Linked DNA regions of Homo sapiens: region 1 is linked to region 2. Evidence: read pairs that join two places in POLR2A ChIA-PET (ENCODE). Cell type or tissue: A673. All regions are shown on one strand. Links, peaks and the distances in the headings refer to the core of each region. The heading gives the core; the rest is flanking DNA. Region 1 overlaps PRKCA (protein kinase C alpha). Region 2 overlaps PRKCA (protein kinase C alpha).

Region 1 (4,399 bases), core at 175-4,174, 180 kb before region 2:
CTATAAATCTGCTCATTACTACAAGCCAACGCTCTATGAGAATTGAGTCTTCCCATTAACAGTAAGTGCCAAAACTAACAGTTGCACAGGCGTTAAAAAAATTAAAGCTCAGAAATCCACATTGACATCAAATCATGATTTCAGGACTACTTACATCAGTGTCGGGTCCCTTATCCGCACCCGGACAAGAAAAAGTAACAAATTCATGGCACCTCTTGTGGACCACAAAACAGCAAACTGGTAGAGAAAAAGGAAACTAAAATTAGAATAGACATGATTTAACATACGAGCTTTATTTTCCAAACAGAGATACTTGCTGTTAGAAGTCAATTTAATTTCACTACAGACAGAATCTTATAAACAGCAATCAGAAGGCATTTCATTCTAGAATCAGCAACATTTGGTATTGATTAGACTCATAGATAACAGAGTCCCAAAATGCCAGCACTGACAGGGCCACAAACTGTGGCTCTTACTCTCTGAAGTTGAGGGAGAGGAGAATCAGATTGTAAGACAGTTTCCCAAAGTAGAAACCGGGAAACAAAATTTAGAACATTTTGCACCATCCTAGCCGGGCACAGCGGTTCATGCCTGTAATCCAAGCACTTTGGGAGGCCGAGGCAGGTAGATCACTTGATGTCAGGAGTTCAAGAGCAGCCTGGCCAACATGGTAAAACCCCATCTCTACTAAAAATACACACACACACACATACACAAATTAGCTGGCCATAGTGATGGGCGCCTGTAATCCCAGCTACTCAGGAGGTTGAGGCAGGATAATCGCTTGAACGTGGGAGGTGGAGGTTGCAGTGAGCCAAGATCCATGCCACTGCACTCCAGACTGGGCAACAAGAGTGAAACTCCGTCTCAAAAAATAAAATAAAATAAAATAAAATAAAATAAAATAAAATACTTTGCACCATCCTATAGCAACACACTAACACACACATATAAATGTATATAAACATTGTATTCCGTGGTTGAAATAAAATATAAAGAGAATAACTGATTATAAATAATGTGAGTATCCCTAAATGTGGGTTGCAGGACTTCCTCAGCAACTTAATAAACTCATTCAGACACAAATGCAATCTACAGAAAACAGACCTTTGAAATGAATCAAAACAATCTTAGCAAACACCTTAACACCTTCCTATATCTGTCTTTTTGCTACAGATTCTGTCACCAGTTGGGAGAGTTCCTGCAAATTCAGCAAAATCTACTACCCAGTAAATATTTTCAAAGCTTAACATGGTTTTGATAAATAGTCCTAAGGATGAATCAACAAAATAACTGTTATAGAAAGTAATCCCCTAAGAGTTTTTTTTTTTTTTTTGAGACCGGGTCTCACTTTGTCACCGAGGCTGGAGTGCAGTGGGGTGATCTTGGCTCACTGCAGCCTCAACCTCCTGGGTTCAAGAAATCCTCCTGCCTCAGACTCCCAAGTAGCTGGGAATACAGGCAAGTGCCACCACACCCTGCTCATTTTTACATTTTTGTAGAGACACGGTTTCACCATGTTGGCCAGGCTAGTCTCGAACTCCTAAGCTCAAGCAATCTGTCCACCTTGGCTTCCCAAAGTGCTGGGATTGTAGGCGTTGAGCTACTGCACATGTCCCCCTGAAAGGTTTGTATTGATGGTAATAAGATAGAGGACGCAAAAAATAAATGACCTAGTCTCTCCTTGAAAGCTTGAAGTCTAGCTCCAAAAAGGCATCATCTACTACTCTTATCATTTGTTGAATAATAACAACATGTTAAAAAACAGTATACCCTCAGGAATACTAGGTTAGTCATAAGTCTTTACTGCATGCTGTGGTTTGATTTCATGTCAGCTGTGAAACCCATGTTGAAATTTGGTTGCCATGGTGGCAGTTTTGGGAGATGGGACCCTTGGGGGGTCACTCCACCATGAGGGCTTTGCCCTCAGGGGTAGAATTAATGTCATTACAAAAAGGTGAGTAGAGCCCCCTTTTGTCTCTTTGCCCTTCTGCCTTCTGCCACACGAGGACAAGGTCTTCCTCCCCCTGGGAGCATGCAGTAAACAGGCCCTTGCTCAATGCTGGCACCTTGATCTTCGACTTCCTGGCCTCTAGAACTGTAAGAAAACAAATTTATGTTCTTTACAAATTACCTAGTCTCAGGTATTCTGTTATAGCAGCAAAAATGAACTAAGACTCTGCACAAGGAAGGTTAGAGTTTCCCAAATGTGTGGCTCATACGCTATTTTCTCCTCTCACCAATGATAATACAGTTCCCTGCACATATGGCAGTAGATACAGAAGACCAAAGAGGGTGAGTCATTTCCGTAGGTGGAAGAGGGTGGCAGGATGGCTCAGAGCTGAAATCCCAAGAGGAGCCCAGAGTACTGAGAGGGCTGTGAGTGGCCAGTAAGAAATTCAGAATAGCCTAGGAAATCACTGAAAGGTTCTGAACAAAGAGTAACACAGACAAAAACAATGCTTTAGAAGTGCAAATGGTGGTAATAGGAAGAATTTAATAGAATAGATTGAGGCCTATAATGCCTCATTAGAAGCCTCTTGCATAGTCTAGGTATGAAAGTAATTGGCCATCATCATGCAGGCTGCTAAGAAATGGAAGTAACAGAGGCCAGGGAAATTACACAAGAACGATGAGACTTGCTGACTGACCACACAGCACCATTTACTGAGCATCTTATCACGTGCCAGGCTGTTGCTGTTGTTGTACTGGGTCCCTTCACATGCATTATTAGCAAATTGAATCCTCCTAACAATGCTCCTTAATATGCTGCAATATCTATATTTTATGGATGGGAAAATGCTGCCCAGATCCCCCAAATCTAGCATGCTGTACAGTGAATGCTTGTGAACGGGAGACAGGAAGGGAGGCAGGGAGGACAGACAGATGGATAGATGAATGAACCAACAAACAAAGGATGGTCTTTCCCAAGGCTGAGTCACCATGTGATGGAATCAGGATTCATGCTAAGAGTTGCTGGACACCACAGCCCCCCGTCCTTTCATCATGTCATATGCACTGGCAGGATTTCCAGAGCAGAAAGGGTAAAGAGCTGATGCCAAGATTTTTTACATGGGTAACAGGAAAATGGGTATATGACAAAATAGACATACACACACACACACACACACACACACACAAATATACCTACATAGACATACACATATACACATATATACAACTCAGAGGATGAAGATACAGTATATTAGGGAAATAGAATCATGGATAATTCTTTTTAAAGGGTTTTCTTTTAAGGTAATCATAATATAATGTGATTGTAAAAATACACATTTTAAAGGTACTCATGATACCATGTCACTGTAAAAATATACATTTTAAAAAAGAAAATGCATGCCTGGCATTGAGCAGACAAAGAGCCAGATAACCAAACAGGAACCATCCACAGAAAGGTGACAAGTGGAGAGCTCTTAAAGCAAGCATCCCTTTAGAGGGGGAGGTGCCCTGGGTGAGGGATCCTGCTGGCTGCCCAGCACGCTGGCCACACCTGTCTGCCCTGCACAGTCAGGGGCAGGAGGAGGTGAGTGTGAATCGAAGAAAACAGCCCTCTTGGCTGCCCAGGCAGCACAGAGACACTCAAAGGGCAGTGCTTAGCTCCTACAAGCCCTGAGAGAAGTGGCCTTTCTCCACTGTGTTTCTGCTAAAAGCATCTTGATTGCAAAACTCTCGAAGGACGGATAATAAAGCCGTGCTGTGATGGCACAAATTAATCTGATCTGCTCTCTCTCCCCAGGCACACAGTCATCTTTCATCCACTGGAATAAGAAAGATAAATTACCAAAGGAAAAAGGTTACAGGGGCATTACTTCCTCATCACGGTTTATTACAGATGTAGTGTTTTGGTTGGAAAATAAGCATTCCTATTCCCTACTTAATCGTTCAAACATTTGGGCCTTTCATCTCTTTTTAAAAAAAACCATCTCCACATTCAGTGAACACTGTTAAGAAAACTCACACTTATCAAATCCCATGGAAGAATAGTTTGCTTTTTGTACCTGTTCTTTCTGTCTATGATTTGCAGGTCAATGCAATTATGTATCTACAGCTGGAAGTATTTCTATTGCACACCTCAAAAAAACTCATGCCGAATGTTATCCTAAGAAGACCCGGGCCCTCATTATCCAGCACAATTTGCAGAGGCAGCAAAAAGCTTTACCTATCCCAAAATAATTTCCTCCCAACCTGCCTTAACTACCCCCTCCCCACCTACCTTACACGAAAGCTTCCCATTTGAAGGACTGGATTCACCCTATGAGAGGCAGACAGAAAGGCCATGTGTTTCCAGACAGCCACTCATAGACACGTTATCTGAGGGATAAAGAGCCCTCTAAGCCTACTTGAAGATTCGAAATTCAGAATGGATGATCTCCAAAGGAAGAAG
Region 2 (4,399 bases), core at 209-4,208:
AATCTGCCTACTTAGGCCAGCCACCACGGCAAGTCTTTTTTTTTTTGAGACCGAGTCTTGCTCTGTTACCCAGGCTGGAGTACAGTGGCGTGATCTTGGCTCACTGCAACCTCTGCCTCCCGGGTTCAAGCAATTCTCCTGCCTCAGCCTCCCAAGTAACTGGGATTACAGGCACCCGCCACCACGCCTGGCTAATTTTTGTATTTTTAGTGGAGACAAGGTTTCACTGCATTGGCCAGGCTAGTCTCAAACTACCGACCTCAAGCAATCTGCCCACCTCGGCCTCCCAAAGTGCTGGGATTATAGGCGTGAGCCACCACGCCCAACCCACCATGACAAGTCTTAAGCATACCAACTATTCCCGCTCCAGCCCGACAACTCAGCTTTATAAAATATGACTTGAAAGTTAATTTGCATCACACAGACATCAATCCAGCTCAATACCAGCATGTGCTATGGTGCCTAGTTGTACAAAATAAGTAAAAAAGAAAAAAAAAAGGATAATGGTGCCTATCAGCCATTATCCCTAAACTTGAATTAGCACCTAAAAATTAAAAAAAAATCATTCCTCCATGTTTCTAAACTGTTTGTAATTAACGATCATTTCCATTTTAAAGTCACATCTATGTGATATACAGAAACAAAGCCTCATTTTTTAATTAAAACAGAATTCTAGAGAAGTTTTCCATATTAATGTGCCATTCAGATTGAAGAAACTAATGTGAAACTAAAGCAACAAAAGTCACTTCAGTATTAAACAAATTTGGCACATGATAAAATTAAGTTCACTAAAAAGAAAACTTCAGAAGTATTGTTAGGCAAATTACTCATAATATGATCATCTTATTTTGAAGCCCACCTATTAAATTTTAAGTCATCCATGTACAACTTCTCCCAACTATAACAGCATTAAGAAAAACATCTTCATATTTAGAACTTAACAGTCATGTTTTAAGCTATTTTCTACATTGTAAATACTTAAGAATCAAGTTAAAATATTTTACATTTTTAAAAAATGAGTAATCTCCCATTTTCACATTTTAGGACAGTTCATTCACTTAGGATGTATAGTTGCATGCATGAATTCAACAAAAGGAGGAAAATGATTTAAGCTAGTGTACAGCCATTTAACTTCAACATAAATCTGAATGGAAGCTAATGGAAGTCTTTACAACTGTGAGCCAAGCTTTCTAAACCAGTGAGAGTTTTATTCCAATTATCACAAACAGCACCACAAATCATTCCTTATTAGAAACCTAAGAGAAGGAAAAAAATGAAGAGATAAGTTGAGAAAAAGGGATTGGCTACTTATCTGTACAGCTTCAGCAACTAAAAAAACGACTGCAATGGAAACATAAGACATTCACTAAATCTCCCCAATTTCAAATTACAGCTTCCCAATTCACCAGTCACACACAAGGGCAGCCTACTTAGCTTCTGTTCCAGCATCCTTTCCACCCATGGGGTGGTAGTACACTGTAAGTTCACAGTAGCATGGTAGCAGTATCATGTAAACTTGTATTTCTCAAATCTCAATCCCAGATGAAAACTAATACTCCAAACTAGGATACCAGTACACTGCAGCACCCCTTTCCTTTCCTTACCAAGGTTTCTGACCACGGTGAAAACACATCAGCCCGAGGTTAGCCCATGGAGAGAGAAGGAATAAACTACGGATCATGAACCAGAAATTCTGACTGAATACATCAGTTGACAGTTTCTAAAATAGAAAGTGTTACTGATTTTTTTTTTTTTTTTTGAGACAGAGTCTCACTCTGTCACCCAGGCTGGAGTGCAGTGGCGTGATCTCCGCTCACTACAAGCTCCGCTTTCCGGGTTCACGCCATTCTCCTGCCTCAGCCTCCCGAGTAGCTGGGACTACAGGCGCCCGCCACCGCGCCCAGCTAATTTTTTGTATTTTTAGTAGAGACGGGGTTTCACCGTGTTAGCCAGGATGGTCTCGATCTCCTGACCTCATGATCTGCCTGCCTTGGCCTCCCAAAGTGCTGGGATTACAGGCGTGAGCCACCACGCCCGGCTGCTGATTTTTAATATGTAAATATTTTAGTTCTTTATTTTTCCCTTATTAATACATGTATCTAGTATAACTGAGTATCTCATCTCCAGTCATAATTTCCATGCGGTAAGACCCTGGACTCCCAACATGATGCTATATATAATCAATAATCACTATTGCCAGCTTCCTTATAGTAGAGAGATCAGCAGAAAGAAGTGTCAAAGTAGCACACTTTTTAAACCAGGGGTGTCCAATCTTTTGGCTTCCCTGGGCCACACTGGAAGAACTGTCTTGGGCCACATGTAAAATACACTAACACTAATGATAGCTGATAAACTTTTAAAACAAATAAATAAATAAAAATTTAAAAATTCATAATTTTTTAAGAAAGTTTTCAAGTTTGTGTTGGGCCACATTCTAAGCCATCCTGGGCTGCATGCGGCCCACCGGTTGAACAAGCTTATTTTAAACACAAGAAGTTATTTTCCAAGCTTCAGTACAATGTATCTTCTACATGTAGATACAGTAATCTCTGTATTTGTAACTTTGTTCTGAAAATGATGACATGAAAACAAAAAGTTACAAGAGGAAACCATGTATTTAATAAAGAATCAGTATGTGGCAAAGCATGAAGTAGCTCCCTACATATTTTTCCTATCTGTTCTTCCATTTGGAGGTCAGTGGGGGCAACATCCCAAATAAGATGGGCTCTCTCAGTCTACTACTCCTGGAACGTGAGTCACTCTCATCCCTCTCTCACGCATGCCATTCCCTTACCTTAGAAGAGCTTCCTCCATTTTCCTAATCAAAGGAAATTCTAGCAACCTACAAAGCCCAAAACAAGAGCCATCTCCTGATGAGCTCAAAAAATATCTCCTTCCTTCCCACATGCTTCAAAAACTGTTATTTCATTCAGACTAAGATGTAATATAATGTACGTGATAGATGTATTGTTACAATGTGTTGTTTTCATATATGTCTTCTGTCCTGCGCCCTGCAGGGTCTGGCATGACATAGACTAAACAGAGGTCCATGTATCAGGCCATAAGCTCCCACTACAGGCAGGAAGCACATTAAGTGCTACTGAATTGAAAAAACACTTCCGGCTGGACGTGGTGGCTCATGCCTGTAATCCCAGCACTTTGGGAGGCCGAGGCAGGCGGATCACCTGAGGTCAGGAGTTCAACACCGGCCTGGCCAACACAGTGAAACCCCATCTCTACTAAGAATACAAAAATTAGCCGGGCATCATGGCACATGCCTGTAATCCCAGCTACTCGGGAGGCTGAGACAGGAGAATTGCTTGAACCCAGGAGACGGAGGTTGCAGTGAGTTGAGATCACACTACTGCACTCCAGCCTGGGCAACACAGCAAGACTCCGTCTCAGAAAAAAAAAAAAAAAGAAAAAACACTTCATTCTTTAATACCTCGACATTCAAGTTAATGGTGTGATTTAAGTGTGACAAAACTTCAAGAAAAGGAGAATTGTGAGAGGCAGCAGAACACCTGGCTTAACAGCATGGCATCTGGACTCATACTGCCCAGGTCTGAATCCCAGCCCCACCATTTTCTAACTATGTGGCTGTGGACAAGTTACTAAACCTCCCTGTGCCTCAGTGCCTGTTTCCTCATCTGTAAAACGGGAATCACAACACTGCCTATCTCTTCAGAATTGTGTGAGGATCAAGTGAGTTAAAAGTGAGTGCTTAGAACAGTGTATACAGTAAGTGCTATATGGGTGCTGGCTATCAGTTGTAGTGTTTCAAGTATAAGAAAACCCCTACGTCATAAACTTTGTGCACAACCACACACGAACTTGTGTGTATCACACAAGCTAGGTGTATATATATATACACACACACATATATATACACACATATATACACATATATATACACATACATACACACATATATACACACATATATACATACACATACACACACACATATATATACACACATATACACATACATACATACACACACACACACACACACACACACATATATATATATCTAGAGAGAGAGAGAGAGAAAGAAATTCTATCGTAGAGATTAACTCAAAACTACCAGTTTTCCTGACGGTAAAACCATGAGTTAATCTCTACAGTAGAATTTTACTCTCAATTCAACTGTTAACTGGACCCTCATTGACCCATCCCCTCAAACTTGAGGAAGCTTGTCCAAGTCAGAGCTAAACTCATGTCTCATATTTACATCCTTATGGTTTATTTCCTAACTACCTACTGCAGTCACCGTGGACGGGACAGATGGATCTACTATTGCTCATGGATACTGGAGGGGGAACAGCAAGAGAAGGCATTAAAGATGAACTGCCCTTACGCTAATCTTACTTGATGGACTTGCTCTCAAATAATT

What was found. Peaks named below come from ENCODE experiments on the same cell type or tissue, not always from the same donor. Only the 100,000 strongest peaks of a DNase experiment are listed, where the experiment ranks them.
Region 1: POLR2A ChIA-PET joins it to region 2 with 7 read pairs; 7 of 35 experiments call an interaction of 5 or more read pairs at or near these places.

Annotation. Positions count from the first base shown.
Region 1 is chr17:66,492,039-66,496,437 of GRCh38, reverse strand. It overlaps PRKCA (protein kinase C alpha), which reads right to left. Exons shown (of 17, transcript NM_002737.3): 3 at 155-237. Among named protein-coding and RNA genes, the nearest start is that of PRKCA-AS1, 77 kb to the right of the region's middle. In A673, for the core only: no CTCF peak of the experiment used is centred there; a DNase peak (open chromatin) is centred at 2,307; H3K27ac peaks cover 340 bases.
Region 2 is chr17:66,314,502-66,318,900 of GRCh38, reverse strand. All of the region lies in intron 2 of PRKCA (protein kinase C alpha), which reads right to left. Among named protein-coding and RNA genes, the nearest start is that of PRKCA, 14 kb to the right of the region's middle. In A673, for the core only: no CTCF peak of the experiment used is centred there; no DNase peak of the experiment used is centred there.